2 separate regions of the Homo sapiens genome follow, and region 2 is linked to region 1. A link is an interaction called in ENCODE POLR2A ChIA-PET data of the cell type or tissue named here. Cell type or tissue: OCI-LY7. All regions are shown on one strand. Each heading gives the region's core, and the rest is flanking DNA. Links, peaks and the distances in the headings are about the cores only. Region 1 overlaps TBCD (tubulin folding cofactor D). Region 2 overlaps QTGAL (queuosine-tRNA galactosyltransferase).

What was found. Peaks named below come from ENCODE experiments on the same cell type or tissue, not always from the same donor. Only the 100,000 strongest peaks of a DNase experiment are listed, where the experiment ranks them.
Region 2: POLR2A ChIA-PET joins it to region 1 with 7 read pairs; 3 of 35 experiments call an interaction of 5 or more read pairs at or near these places.

Annotation. Positions count from the first base shown.
Region 1 is chr17:82,855,494-82,867,849 of GRCh38, reverse strand. All of the region lies in intron 13 of TBCD (tubulin folding cofactor D), which reads right to left. Among named protein-coding and RNA genes, the nearest start is that of ZNF750, 22 kb to the right of the region's middle. RefSeq lists enhancers at 676-1,175, 1,176-1,677, 3,313-3,822, 7,842-8,617 and a silencer at 2,943-3,022. In OCI-LY7, for the core only: no CTCF peak of the experiment used is centred there; DNase peaks (open chromatin) are centred at 1,887, 2,799, 3,439 and 3,719; H3K4me3 peaks cover 2,161 bases; H3K27ac peaks cover 2,089 bases.
Region 2 is chr17:82,966,609-82,969,977 of GRCh38, reverse strand. All of the region lies in intron 6 of QTGAL (queuosine-tRNA galactosyltransferase), which reads left to right. Among named protein-coding and RNA genes, the nearest start is that of QTGAL, 83 kb to the left of the region's middle. In OCI-LY7, for the core only: a CTCF peak has its summit at 2,026; DNase peaks (open chromatin) are centred at 1,327, 1,857, 2,117, 2,907 and 1 weaker place; H3K4me3 peaks cover 1,560 bases; H3K27ac peaks cover 2,500 bases.

The sequences.
Region 1 (12,356 bases), core at 1,855-4,354:
GGCTGCCATCAATCTGCAAACCAGAAACTGCTGGATGATTTGCAAGAGTATCTCTCACTTCTTGTAAATGTCAAACATTTTCCTTCTAAAAAGTCAGTGAGGATCACAGAATGCATGTGAGACGCGAAACCAAACAAGAAGGCGGCTGTGAGACAGAAAAAGCCACTGACTCTAATAAGCGGGTTCAAGATGATTACCTCGATCCGAACTAAACCAAATCTGTGACGCCCAAAAGGCCCTCAGTTGTTTGCCCCGGAAAGTCCACTCTGAGCCTTCTCGCACTGCTCACGTTCACTTTCTGTGCTAACAGGGCAGCCTGTTCGTGGCCAACACATCAAAACTAACAGGCTGTGGCACCTTCAAGAGGAAAGCGCTGCCCAAATGTGGCATCCCTGCCAGGCCAGATCCCCAGGGACAGTCACTGCAACACCACTCCAGGCAGCCCCAGGCACGACCACCCGGCAACTCCATAGCCTCGGGCATCTGGGTGCAAACCGCTGAGTCCCAATTTATTCATCCACTGGACAGACCGACTCCCAACAGACAACCGCGAGTGGCAGTGGCCAGCATGGACAATGGCCTCAGGCCTCCTGCACGCCCAACGCATGCACCTGGACACTGCTTGGCAGCCCTGTGAGAAGCCCCCAAGGGAGGACACAGACCCCCCACCCCAGGCCACGGAGGTGCTGGGGGAGCTGATCCCACCACACCCCCAGGACCTGACCTCGGTAGGGGAGCCCAGGTTTCTGTCCCCAAGTCCGTGTAAGATGGTTCTCTTTAGCACCATCGTAGTCAGCTGCTGGGATGAATCAGCCACCCAGAGACAGCTGTGCAGACACAGCGTCCACTAACAGGCATCTGGGCCAACACACACACGCAGGCCTTCCTTCAGTCTGATCAGCACTTCCTGCTGGGAAAACTGATGGCCTAGGAGGTCCAGCCAGAGGCCCACCTGGCGCACTCCTCTGTCTTAAAGAGAAGAGGCCAGTTCCTGAGAGGGCTGTGGGTGGCCCGTGCACACTGGACTGCTGTCCCCAGCTGTGGACAGAGCCACAGAGGGGCTGGGCTTCCAGCTGTCCTCCCTGTGCTCCCGCAGGGCTGAGTCCCAGCAGCAGAGAACAAAGCCTGCCTCGGCCTCTGGGGCCTCTGGGGCCTCTGCCCAGGTGGCAGTGCTGCTACAGGCATCCAGAAGGGCCCAGCCAGCCTCCTTCCAGGCCAGGCCACAGCGCAAAGTCCTGGGGCCTTTCTCCTGCCCTCCTGCTGCTCAGAAACCTCCAATCCTGCTCCATGACACCCGCAAGAGACGTCAGGGCCCCACACGCCAGCACAGGTGAAGCGGCAGCTGCCAAGGCCTGGCTGCTGACGGCATCCCCGGGAGTCCTAGAAGCTGAGGATGTTTCTCCTCGCAGGTCCCTAGAAAGGAATCTGATTTGCACAAAGTAAAACAGCTTGAGAGGGTGTGAGATGATCAATTTCCTTAACAAGAACAGAAAAACCAAGCCTCTTGGCTCTGATTCATCCCAGGGTGGTAGGTGCTGCTATACCCTGGGGTGAAAAATGGAGTGAGGACTGCTTCTCCTGCTCGGGATAAAGGGGAGGACTTGGGCTGCCAGCTCTGACATCTCGGGACCCTGAACACAAGGGACAGGCCAGCCTTGACAGCCAGGCACCTGGGCGACCACAAAGCTCGGGGAGGGGCGTGTGGAACAGAAACTCCTCTGCCATAAACTTTTATATAACGTTATTATCAGAAAAAAATTTCAAAAACAACTCTTTCCAGATTCAACAGGTTTAAAATAAGGAAACTATCCAATAGCTCTGAACAAAAACCTTTCTCATGGTTCCAATTACACACAGCAAATGCATGTCGCGTATAGAACACACCCCAGGAGGCTTCCTTTTGGCAACCCAGGTCCAGCCATGTAATTGAAAAACCCTTCTCTCTAGACAGCCTGTCATTTGTTGAACGCCAATTGCCTGAGGAAAAAGCAGCCTCCAGGTGACAGAAACAACTTAACCCTCAGAGCACCACAGTCCCCACTGCAATATGTGACCCCAAGGGGCAGAAGGGATCCAGGCATTCTCTGCACAAAAGGTAGAAATAATCCCTCCACAAAAAATCATCATATAGTTACGCCTTCTGATAACTAATGAGGTTTTACTAATTTTAAAAACAAACATCACTGCCAGGCATAAACTGCATCGTGCTGGACTTCTGCAGATGTAGCTGGTGCAGACCGCATCGCCCTGTCAGGCCTTCCCATTTCGGCACTGGGCGGTGAGGGCTGTGCACAGTGCAGCCGAGTACCCCCGCGGCACAGACAGCCCGCCACACCCTCCACGAGGAAGGCGTGGAAACGTGGGCACCTCCCACATAGCCCAGAGAGGGTGGCTGTGGGCAGGGGGTGTCTCCCCGACTGCTCAGGCCCCTGCAGAGCACTGAGCCTCCCTCCCACGATGGGGTGGATGTGGAGGGACCCTCAGCGTGGAGCCTGCCGGTGCAGAGCCCGAGCGCAGGAAACGGCTCCCGAGAGCCGCGTGGCCGTCCCTGCAGACCCTCCCTTCAGCACCAGCACACACAGCCATCCGTGTGGCCGTCCCTGCAGACCCTCCCTTCAGCACCAGCACACACAGCCATGGCTCCTGTCCCAAAAATGCAGCTCAACTTGCTCAGAAAAAAAAACGCCAGTGTTGAATTTGCTAGGAGGTAAGAGGCAGTGATGGACAGAACACCTGGTTCCACTGACATCTGGGTTTCCAGTTCCCACAGGACGTTGTAGAGAAGCCTTCCCAGAGGCCCTCAGCTGCCTGCAGGGAGCAGCAGCTGGCCTCATGTCTGCTGCACCTGCAACGCTGCACAGTGGGGCAAGCACAGACTTGGTGCTCGGCCTGCCCTTGGGGGGCAAGGAGCCCCACCCCCAACACAAGCAGGCCCCCGCTGTCCCCACGGTGCCCCAGGGAGTGAGCAGGCCCCCGCTGTCCCCACGGTGCCCCGGGGAGTGAGCAGGCCCCCGCTGTCCCCACGGTGCCCCGGGGAGTGGTGATCCCAGCCCTTCCTGTGCTGCTAGGGTGGGCGCCCGGATATGCATCACCTGCTCTGCTCTCCCCCAGTGCCCCAAGCACAACCCCGGCCTCGGTGGGATCACGCACCAAGCCCCAAGCCCGCTCTTTCCACAGGAAAGTCACCCAGCCACGCTGGCCCAGCAACTCTCCCCACCTGTGCCTGTGAACCAAGATCCCACCTGCCACCACCCACTGTGCAGGGTCGCAGAGTCAAGGACCCTCTGTCAAGGTGCTGGGGACAGTCACAAATCCCCACCACACGTGAGGCACGCAGGCCAGGCCAGGTGTATGACACACCCTGGCCAACACGAAGACACAGAGCCCGGGTCACCCAACTGTCACCAAGCTCAGATTCTTACAGTTGTTAAAATAAGAGCACAGAACGTCCCTGCTGTGAAAGGCCACCTCCTGGAGAGCACAGAGAGCCGGCACTCGATCTGCCTGGATGGGGGCGATGAGGAAGCCCCACAGGCTGGGCACCCGCAGGTCACACAGCAGCTTTCTGTTCTCTGCACTACATTTGTTTCTTCATGAAATTAAAAAGTGAGACGCTTCAAAGAGCCCTGGAAGCACAAGTGAAGCTGATAAATCACACAAGAGATGACTCATCTTTTACCCACTCTCTAAGAAAGTCCCAGGCCACAACACAGATGGCAGCCATGCCGCAAACCTCCTGTGGAGCGTCAACAGCAGGCAGCTCCCTTCACTGGTAAGACAGCCCCTAAGAACACTGGTTAGGAGGTTCCAGCACCAAAACTGTAAATGCTGCACCCAGTGAAGATGATTTTGCATTTAGTCCTGAGGGTGGTAATCTACTCAGCTGTCACTGACTGCACGTCGGACTGCCGCTGTGAGGCATTTGAAAGGCTTGAGAAGCACAACTCTATAAAAAGCTCCACGTGAAAACCAGACAGGACTGAACTGGGCCCCTGCTACCCTCTCTGCCCCCATCACCCACCTCTGCTATCAGGCAGCACCTCCTACTCCTCTCCAGGTTCCTCACCAATCCTGCTCTCCCAACAGGATCTGAGGCCAGCTGCATCAGGAGCCAACTGCTGCTTCCCGAGGAGGCTTACAGTCTGAGACCAGGGAAGGCGCCCAGTTCCTCCAGGGGTCAATGCTGAGCTCAGGGGCACTGATGAGCAGAGTTTTGGGAGGGCACTGGGTCCAAAGGCTGCGTCCCGAGCACTAACCCCTCAACCAGCACCCTCCCCGCTCACACTGGACCACACTGCCTGCACCCTACCCGCACACAGTAGGTGCAACATTATTGTGAGTGAGTGCTTCTCTCCCATTCTTTCTCCAAGAACACAGATCATTTGCAATTTTTCAGAACTGCTTAAGCCGTCGCTCTCGGAGAGCTTTCCCTAGGACCTGGCTGGAGCCTGGCCACCCTCATCACTGAAGGGTCCTGTACAGACACCGCTTGGCCTCCACGCTGCGTCCGGGTCTGCGAAGCCACAGCACCTAAAGGTTCCAGGCACACAGCACAGGCCAAAGCCCTGGGAAGAAATGCTTCTCCTCCTCCTGGGGGCATCTGCCACCCAGCCTGCAGCCAATGTGGTGAAGCAGCTGATCTGAGGACTAAGCCTGGACAGACACAGGCACCACGAGGACGGTGGGGCCAGCACATGGAGGCCTGGTTCCCACAGCTTGGTCCCTGGGCTACTGGAAAGCAACACAAAGAAATTACGATCCCATCCTCATATCTTCACTTTTTGACATTAATAAGCCTCCCAAAAGGGAGGTCAAGAGGTCAACACAAAAGGCGGACGGCTACATTCCACCCAGTAATCCTCTCCCCAGCCACACCGCAAGACCAAGCAGGGGCAGCCGTCACCAGATATCCCAGCTCAGAGCTCTCATCGACAGTCACACCCGCACGCCGGCAGCCACCTCGGACGCGTGAGAGGACAGACACCTGGCCCTACTTAACGGAATGAGGCCCCGGCCTGGGGTGGCCGCCTGGACTTCCATAACTCCACAGGTGACTGACTTCTGCCACAGCTGAGCCGGGGCCGGCAACACACGTGCACAGGCAGAGAGGCCAACTCACGGCAGAAGACAGTCCCTAAGCTAAAAAGACATGGCGGGGCATCACCCTCCCGTGCTAAAGATAAATCATGTGCTTAGAAATAACCCTCAGATCGAAAAATAACCTACCCATTCACTGAATTTTTTATTTTTTCAATACAGACACTGAGAACCCATACTTTGAAACACTTTTCTCTAAGACTGAGAGATTATACTCTTTATAAATCTCCTCTTAGGCCTCATCACACATTATTCACCCAAACTGCAAGGAGGAAAGAACCCAAGGCCATGTTCCCACCTCCCCCGTCTGGGCCAAGGACCCCCAGGCTGGTCTCTGGGTGAAGGTTCCTCCACCGAGAGGCTTCTCCCTCCGGCTTCCTCCGCCGAGAGGCTTCTCCTGACCCAACTCTTCCACAGAGGCTGAGGCTCTCCAGGGAGACATTATGCAGCCCCCCTGCATAAAAATCTGACAAATATAAAATGATGGAAATAAATATAAACTCACACCACAATATAAGACCTTCAGGTTTTGGCCGGGCGCAGTGGCTCACGCCTGTAATCCCAGCACTTTGGGAGGCTGAGGCGGGCAGATCATGAGGTCAGGAGATCAAGACCATCCTGGCTAACACGGTGAAACCCCGTCTCTACTAAAAATACAAAAAATTAGCCGGGCAAGGTGGCGGGCGCCTGTAGTCCCAGCTACTCAGGAGGCTGAGGCAGGAGAATGGCGTGAACCTGGGAGGCGGAGGTTGCAGTGAGCCGAGATCGCGCCACTGCACTCCAGCACTCCAGCCTGGGCGACAGCGAGACTCTGTCTCAAAAAAAAGAAAAAAAAAAAAGACCTTCAGGTTTTTAAAAGAATTGTCTACCTCTTAATAATTTTAAACGTTCTCTATGAAAGCACCTTACTTTCTAAAATAAGCTGTAATACTAACAGAACCATTTACTAGAAAATTCCCTATTAAAATTCCCATACCTTAGCCATCCTATGCCCACCGACTCACTCCCTAGAAGAGACGTAAAAAGCCCGGTATGTGCCACGGCCACACCAGCACAGCTTGGTGAGGTGCAAAGACTCCCACATCTTTAGAGGGAAACCTTCTCAAAATCCATCTGTGCATTTACCAAGCTGCAGCTCCAATGGACAGGGCTGACAGCCGCAATCACAGCCCTCTCCGGACACATGGCCAGTGCGCGGCACACCGGGGCCGGGCTCAGGTCTCTTGACGCCCCTGGATCTGAGTTTAAGGGATGATTATCAATATAAACAAACATTGATTTTATGCCCTCACAGCTTTATTTCTCCATCCACTGATCCATCCCCCAAGAAAGAAAAGCATCATGCGAACACTCAACACCAGCAGCTGACGTGAACCAGCAGCTGACGTGAACCAGCGGCTGACGTGAACCAGCGGCTGACGTGAGGTGGAATTCAGGGCTCGCCAGGCACACGGCCCAGACTCACGGGGACCTGCGGCATGAATGTGTGCCCCCAGCCGGCCGCACATCCCAAGCCCAACGCCTGGCAGGACTGGGTGGGTCCCTGACCACCGGGGCCTGCCCTATGCATGGCCTCTGGGGCTGCCGCTGGTGCGAGGCCGTGCATCCGTGCAGCTGACCCCCACCAGCAGCAGGCGGTGACAGGGACCACCCCAACCCTGCAGCACCTGGGACAAAGCTGCCAACGCCCACACTCTTCTTGCAACGGGCCGCGGTTTTACTAAAATTAAACAGAAGAATACCAAAGCCATAAAGCATTCACGTGCATGTGACAGATTCTGAAGAGCTCCCCCCGCCAAGTCCCTGGCCACCCTGTGTCCAGGGCCGGATGCGGTGGCCGCCCTGTGTCCAGGGCCGGGTGCAATGGCCGTGTCCCAGTGCCGCCCGCCAGAGCATCCAACAAGGGCCTCCTGGCCTCCCTCAGGGGCGGGGCAGAGACCCTCCGCTCGGGACAAATGGACATGCTTCTTACACAGCCCGGACACGGGCGATGAAACAAGACAAGGGCGCTGGGGTGGAACCGAACCCCGTCCAGGGAGACCCATGGTGCCTGCAAACACAGCACACAAGGACCCCCCACAAATGGCAGAAGACACCAGGACCCTCTCCATCATCCATCAAAGCCAGTGGCGTCTGCTGGCTCTCCACTGTCACAGTGGGCACTGGATTCCAGTGTGGCCAGCCCTCCTCAGGTTCCTGTTCTAAGCTAGAACTTTCTTTTCAAGCAATCCCAAGTAATTGCTGTTTGCAAATTAATCAGCCTCAGGATCTCCTGAGCCACTGTCATTGTTAATGAAACCCACCGTGGTTCCTTCCACCTGTGTCTGTCCCCCTCGCTGTCCGCTCACTGCCACCCGAGCAGCCACCACAGGGAAAAGAGCCAGTCAGTTCCTGCCCCTCCACCACTGCGAAAGGCCACCAGAGGGGAGGGGACGCTCAGCGCAGCGTGACCGCCATGCAGGGGGCGGGGGCCCTCCCTGAAGCCAGGGCGCTCCTACCCGCTCTGCTCAACACTGTGCGCTGGCACTCGGAACGCCCACAGCTAATGACAGAGTGGCTCAAGCACAACAACTTGAAAGAAGCAAAAACAGGCATTCGGGAGAATTAAAGGCTTAACCAGGAAGTCAGGGGCCAGTTCTGCCATGACTCACTGCCTAGGACTCCCAGCCCCCATACTCAGACCTCCACTGGCCCCAAGACAGTGTCCCTGGCACAGGCACTTCAGAAGCAGCAGGGCCCAGAGGACGCCATGCTGGAGCTGACACCCAAGGACACATGAAGCCCAAGAGCAGGACCACGAGGCCCAGGCCAGACGGCTGGGGAGGCCAAAGGCCATGTCACCAGTGCACAATGACAAGCCTGCTCCCTGTCTCCAACCCAGTTATCTCAAGGGTTTTCTTTCTGTTCCCAACTCACCGCCCACTGATGAATCTTTCTGGGTCACTGCCATGAACAGGCAGGACAGGTGGCTCTGAAGACACTTTATTCAGGGTGAGTCTGGGCAGCAGCCCCCACTGTGGACTGGAATCTTTCCACAGCCACACTCCCGGCGGGCAAGCCCTGGCCTCCAGCCTCTGCTGGTCCTCAGGAGCCTGTCCACAATTCTGAACTCCAACCTCCACTCTTTGTCCTCACTACAGGGCTCACACTTGGAGTCTGCAGTGCCGGAAACCACAGAGCAACTTCCGTAGCCCTGAAGTCACAGCTTGTGTGTCTGCTCACCCAACAGGACACACAAGGCCCAATCTCCCTGAAAGCCAGTGTGTGAGTGTAGGGAGGACACAGAGCTGGCAGGCCAGACGACCCACGAGACTCTCTTTCCCTGAAAGCCAGTGCGGGGAGGACACAGAGCCGGCAGGCCAGACGACCCACAAGACTCCCTTTCCCTGAAAGCCAGTGTGTCAGTGTAGGGAGGACACAGAGCCGGCAGGCCAGACGACCCACGAGACTCCCTTTCTCTGAAAGCCAGTGTGTCAGTGTAGGGAGGACACAGAGCCGGCAGGCCAGACGACCCACGAGACTCTCTTTCCCTGAAAGCCAGTGCGGGGAGGACACAGAGCCGGCAGGCCAGACGACCCACAAGACTCCCCTTCCCTGAAAGCCAGTGTGTCAGTGTAGGGAGGACACAGAGCCGGCAGGCCGGATGACCCACGAGACTCTCTTTCCCTAAAAGCCAGTGCGGGGAGGACACAGAGCCGGCAGGCTCCCCATGGCCTCTCGGGGCCCCGAGCAAAGACAATGAGGGTGGGACTCAGGGTTGCCACGCAGCCTGGCCCCGGCCTCACGGCCCAAGACCCCCAGCCCCACAGAGGCGCTGAGAGCCGCACTCATCCCCCCGCAGGAAGCGCCACTGACAGCAGTTCTCTTGTCTAGACAAAGTCCCAGCAAGTCTACACGGGGTAGCCCCAGGCAGCCACCCACGAGCCGCACCCTCCTCGCCACCAAGCGGGATCCTAAGACAGCCATGGACCGGCTGAGCAGGGCCCGTTCACACCGACAGGCCCTTCACACACTCAGTCGATTTTCCATCCACAGGAGGGTCAGAAAATATGAAGGTAAGTACAAGGAAAACACAGGAACCTCACCTCAGGCACATTCAAAAGCAACCCTAAAAAGTGTCCTGTGTCTGTGAGGCACACCCAGCGAACCAGGCCGTCCACACAGCACTGTCATCAACAGAAGCCCCAGCCAGCTACTTTCACAAGCAAAACCTGAATTTCAAGTCAACTGGGATCCTCCAGCCGTAGTACCTGTAGAACTGCCCAGCCAGACTGGCCAACCTGCATTTTATTTTAAATGCCGAATAGGCCTGGAGCTAGCAAAAACACGGAAGACAACAAAATTAGGAAGGTGTGAAAGTAAGTTTAGTAGGTAAAGGGTTTCTTCCAGGTAGAAAGATGTTCATTAAAAGATTCATGAAGAGGTTGCTTTCTGCACATGGTGTATAACCAAACCTAACTAGATCACTTCATGTTTATATGTCACAGCTTAGCTTTGATCCAAAAACATGAATTTCAACTTTCAAAAACAACAAAGGCTGGCTGGGCACAGTGGCTCATGTTCGTAATCCCAGCATTTAGGGAGGCTGAGGCGGGAGGATCACTTGAGCCCAGGAGTTCGAGACCAGCCTGGACAACATAGGGAGATCCCATCTCTACAAAAAAATACAAAAGTTAGCCAGGTATGATGGTGTGCCCCTGTAGCACCAGCTACTTGGGAGGCTGAAGCAGGAGGATCGCTTGAGCCTGGGAGGTCAAGGCTGCGGTGAGCTGTGATCATACCACTGTACTCCTGCCTGAGTGACACAGCAAGACCCTTTTTCAAAAAAAAAACTAAAACAAATTAAAATAATGCTAGATGACGAGTTAGTGGGTGCAGTGCAGCAGCATGGCACATGTATACATATGTAACTAACCTGCACAATGTGCACATGTACCCTAAAACTTAAAGTATAATTTAAAAAAAAAATGAAAAAAAAATTAAATTAAATTAAAAAAAAAAAAAAACCATGAGACACAAGCAGCAAGGTTGTATCATTTGTATGGCTCCTGTGGCTATGCCAAGTAATAACACTCCGACAAGCTTCATACTTTCCTGTCATTCAACAATACGTTACTCCATACAGAATCTCAACTCCAATTTAAAAGTGTCAAATATTTAAAACAAAAAAACAAAATACTTTTTAGACACCTGTATATGTGCATGTGTGTATGTACACATCACACACACCCAAAAACTGCACACACACAGAAAAGAACTGAAAAGAGGGAATTAAAACAATGGTGAAATGTTTACATTAAACACGACACAATACAAAGACATTATCAAAAGAAAAAAAAAGACAACCAACAGAATGGGAGAAAATACTTGCAAATGATATATCTGATAAGAGTTTAATATCCAGAAGATACAAACAGCTTTACAACTCAACAACAAAAGGACAAACAATCCAATTTAAAAATGGTCAAAGGACTTGACTAGACATTTATCCAGAGAAATACACAAACAACCAAGGAGCACATGAAAAGATGCTCAGTGTCATTCGTCATTAAGAAAAATTCAAATCAAAATCACAAGATACCCCCTCACACCTACGAGGCTGATTATAATTTTTTAAAAAAGAACAACACAGGTGTTGGTGAGGACATGGAGAAACCAGAAGCTCTGCGCCTTGCTGGTGGGAATGCAGGGCAGCACAGCGTCTGTGGAAACAGCTTGGGGACGCCTCAGTAACACACCGAGGGTCCGCACGCGGTCCAGCGATCCCGCCCTGGATGCGCACCGAGGGTCCGCACGCGGTCCAGCGATCCCGCCCTGGATGCGCACCGAGGGTCCGCACGCGGTCCAGCGATCCCGCCCTGGATGCGCAGCGAGGGTCCGCACGCGGTCCAGCGATCCCGCCCTGGATGCGCACCGAGGGTCCGCACGCGGTCCAGCGATCCCGCCCTGGATGCGCAGCGAGGGTCCGCACGCGGTCCAGCGATCCCGCCCTGGATGCGCAGCGAGGGTCCGCACGCGGTCCAGCGATCCCGCCCTGGATGCGCACCCAAAAAAGGGGAAGACAGGGATTCAAACAGACACTTGTACGCAAACGTTCACAGAAGCATTCTTCACAAGGGCCAAAAGGTGGGAAAACTTAAGTGTCCGTCAACTGTGTAAGGGCCCTGATAGCATTCATCAAGCTCTGTCCCTGTGACTCATCATCTACGAAAGGCCACACCTAACACTGTGCCCTTGGGAGTCAGGATTTCAGCAGGAATTTTGGGGAACGCAAGCATTGGGGCGTCTGTTTTTTTTCTTTTTTTCTTTGTAGAGACAGGGTCTCACCATCTAGCCCAGGTTGGTCTTGAACTCCTCGCCTCAAATGATCCTCTCATCTTGGCCTCCCAAAGTATTGTGATTACAGGCATTAAGCCACTGTTACTGGCCCCAGCTTTCTTTTGGTTAGTGTTTTCTCAGCATATTCTTTTCTGTCTTTCCTTTTAATCTTTTTATATTCTTGCATTTTAGATGTATGTTGAGTAAAATTCTACCATATGATTTTAAGCTGGTGAGTTTAGTCCATTTACTTCACTGACATGTTTGGGTGTCTTTGTCTTACTATATGAATTTTGCTTTTTCAGATTCAGGCTCATGCCTGTAATCACAATACTTTGGGAGGCCAAGATGAGAGGATCATTTGAGGCCAGGAGTTCAAGACCAACCTGGGCTAGATGGTGAGACCCTGTCTCTACAAAAAAAAAAAAAAAAAAAAAAAAAGTGGGGGGGGAGTCTACCCATACAAAGCAATATTATTCAGCCATAAAAACAAATGAAGGCCTGACACATGCTACAATACAGATGAACCAGGCACAAAGGGTCACGCATTGCAGACTCCATGTGTATAAAATTCTCAGAATAAGTAAACGTAGAGGCAGAAAACAGCCTGGCAGGTGCCAGGGGTTGGGAATACAGTCATGTGTCGTGATGTGTCATGACTATGTGAATGGACACCAGAGTATTTTTTCGGTGACAAAAATGTGTTAAAAGTAGACAGAAGTAATAGCTGTGCAACATTGGGTATGTACTAAATGCTCTGAGTTTTTCACTTTAAAGTTAATGGTTATTTTTATGTTATGTGAAATTTTACCTCAAAACACAAATACACACAGAAAGAGAGAAATGACTTTTTAAGAGCAAACACCTGGCCAGGCACAGTGGCTCACACCTGTAATCCCAGCCCTTCAGGAGGCCGAGGTGAGTAGATCACGTGAGCCCAG
Region 2 (3,369 bases), core at 672-3,171, 100 kb before region 1:
CCAGGCACGGTGACTCACACCCAGAGTCCCACAACTTTGGGAGGCCAAGGTGGGTGGATCACTTGAGCTCAGGAGTTCAAGACCAGCCTGGGCAATATGGTGAAACCCCATCTCAACAAAAAATACAAAAATTAGCAAGGTGTGCTGGTCCACACCTGTAGTCCCATCTTCTCAGGAGGCTGAGGCAGGAGGAGCGCTTGAGCCGGGGAGGTTGAGGCTGCAGTGAGCTGTGATCACGCCACTGCATTCCAGCCTGGGTAACAGCAAGACTCTGTATAAAAAAAAAATTTAAAAGATGGGGTCTTGCTATGTTGCCCAGGCTGGTGTGCAGTGGCTGTTGACAGGTGTAAGCACAGCATACTGTAGCCTCAAACTCCTGGCCTCAGGCGAGGCTCGAATTCCCACCTCAGCCTCTCTGCTGGGACCACTGGCGCGTGCACCACCACGCTGGGCTTTAAAATTTTTACTTAGGCCGGGGCAGTGGCTCACGCCTGTAATCCCAGCACTTTGGGAGGCCGAGGCAGGTGGATCACCTGAGGCCAGGAGTTCAAGACCAGCCTGGGCAACGTAGCGAAACCCTGTCCCTACTAAAAATACAAAAATCAGCCCTGGGCAATGTAGCGAAACCCTGTCCCTACTAAAATACAAAAATCAGCCAGGCGTGGTGGTGCACACCTGTAGTCCCAGCTACTCCGATGGCCGAGGCACAAGAATCGCTTGAATGCGGGAGGCAGAGGTTGCAGTGAGCTGAGATCGCGCCACTGCACTCCAGCCTGGGCGACAGAGCGAGACTCTGTCTCAAAACAAAACAAAATAAATTTTCTTTTCTTTTTTTTTTTTTTTCCTGAAATGGAGTCTTGCTCTGTTACCCAGGTTATAGTGCAATGACAATCTTGGCTCACTGCAACCTCCGCCTCCTGGGTTCAAGCGATTCTCCTGCCTCAGCCTCCAGAGTAGCTGGGACTACAGGCACCTGCCACCACGCCCAGCTAATTTTTATATTTTCAGTAGAGATGGGGTTTCACCACATTGGCCAGGCTGGTCTCAAACTTCTGACCTCAGGTGATCCGCCCACCTCAGCCTCCCAAAGTGCTGGGATTACAGGCATGTGCCACCATGCCTGGCTAATTTTGTATTTTTAGTAAAGACGGGGTTTCTCCATGTTGGTCAAGCTGGTCTCGAACTCCCGACCTCAAGTGATCCGCCCGCCTCAGCCTCCAAAAGTGCTGGGATTACAGACGTGAGCCACCGCGCCCGGCCAACAAGACAAATTTTAAGGCTATGCCTTTGCAGTCAGGCCCAGGCACCCTCAGCCTTAGGCGTCCACAGATGCGACGTCTGTCCCTGCAGGTTAGGTTAGGTTCCCACTTTTTAGGGTTTTGTGTAAGTGGGGTCACACTGTGCACACTGGTGACTGCCTCCCTTCCCTGTTGCCGACAGACATCTGTGCACCGTGCACACTGGTGACTGGCCTCCCTTCCCTGTTGCTGACAGACATCTGTGCACCGTGCACACTGGTGACTGGCCTCCCTTCCCTGTTGCTGACAGACATCTGTGCACCGTGCACACTGGTGACTGCCTCCCTTCCCTGTTGCCGACAGACATCTGTGCTGCCCTGACCGGCAGTTTGTTCCCTTGGTTGCTGGTGAGGGCTCCACTGGACTCGTGGTACGGGCACCACAGGGCTTATCCATTCACTGTTGACGGACATTTGGGGGCCTCCAGTCTGGGGCTGCTGTGCGTGGAGCTGCCGTGAACACACACGGGGACGGTGCTGGGACTGCCGTGAACACACGGGGACGGGTGCTGGGGCTGCCGTGAACACACATGGATGGTGCCGGATGGACGTGTGTTTGCATTTTTCTTGGGTAAATGTCTAGGACTGGAACGGCTGGCTGCGTGGAAGTCTGTGTTTAACTCTCTAAGAGCCTGCCTGCTCTGCAAAGTGTTTATACTGTTTTTCCTTCCCTTCAGCGTTATGTAAGATTTTTACTTGGTACTGTCAGTGTTTATTTTTATTTTTACTTTTTATATTTTAAGAGACAGGGTCTCCCTCTGTCGCCCAGGCTGGAGTGAGTGCTGTGGTGCGATCACAGCTCACTGCACCCTTGACTTCCGGAGCTCAAAGGATCCTCCCACCTCAGCCTCCTGAGTAGCTGGGCCTACAGGGGAGCATCACCATGCCCAGCTACTTTATTATTATTATTATTATTTGTAGAGTTGCCCAGGCTGGTCTCAGAGTCCTGGGCTCAAGCGATTCTCCCGCCTCGGACTCCCAAAGTGCTGGGATTACAGGTGTGAGTCACTGTGCCTTATTTTCAGTTTTTAAAATTGTAACAGTCCTAGAGGGTGCAATGGTATTTCATTGCAGTTCGAATTTTATTTCTCTGTCTCTGGAATCTGCAACCAGATGCACGTAGCACCCCCACCCCCGCAGTGTGACAGCCCCGAATGTCTCCAAACAAATGTTCCTGGGGACAAATCAGCCCCAGGTGAGGGCCACTGTGCTGATGAGGACTTGTCTTAACCAGCGACCTTCCTCAGGATGGACGACAAGCAGAAAGTCTTTAGGCTTCAAAGGGATCCACAGTGAGACGAGGCTGTGTTACACGATGGTTCTCAGCCATTGTGTCTCTGCCTGACCTGCGTGTTCACACACACAGCACCTCCAGGAACGTACAGATGCTGGCGTAATCTCAGTGTCAGTTATAGGAAAACATCACTTCAGCCACCCAAGAAGTGAAAATGTCGTGGGCTCCATGGTGTCCCCCCAAAATGATATGTTGGTGTCCTCACCCCCAATCTCAGAATGTGGGCGTTGTTTGGAAACAAGGTCTTTGCAGATGCAAAGTTCAGATGAGGCCGTTAGGTGGACTTCCCTACCGAAAACTCATTTCCCTGATGACTAGTCACATAGAGCACGTTTTCACGACCTGACTAATTTACGTCTGAGGAAGTGTTTTCAGCCCTTCTCCCATCTTTAACTCATTGCCTGTCTTCTTATTAATGGGTGCTGAGGGTACTTAGTGTTCGCCGAACGTACATCCTCAGTGAAACGCACTTATTGCAAATGTTTTGTCCCAGCCTGGATTATCTTTTCGTTTTCTTTGCAGGATCTTTCAAAGAACCAAATATTTGACTTTGGTGGCATCTGGTTTATCCATGTCTTCTGCTGTGATTTGTGCCTCTTCTTACCTGAGAAACCTTTGCCTACCCCATAATCACGAATGTTCTCCCTGGATGAGCTCGTTGCCTCTTTTGTGTTCAGCTCACTGAGGTCCGGTCTGAGGCTGGGGCTTTGTGTTTGGAGCCTGAGGCAAGGGTTGAGGGCCATGGTTTGTAAGGACACCAGTGGTTCCAGCGCCATCT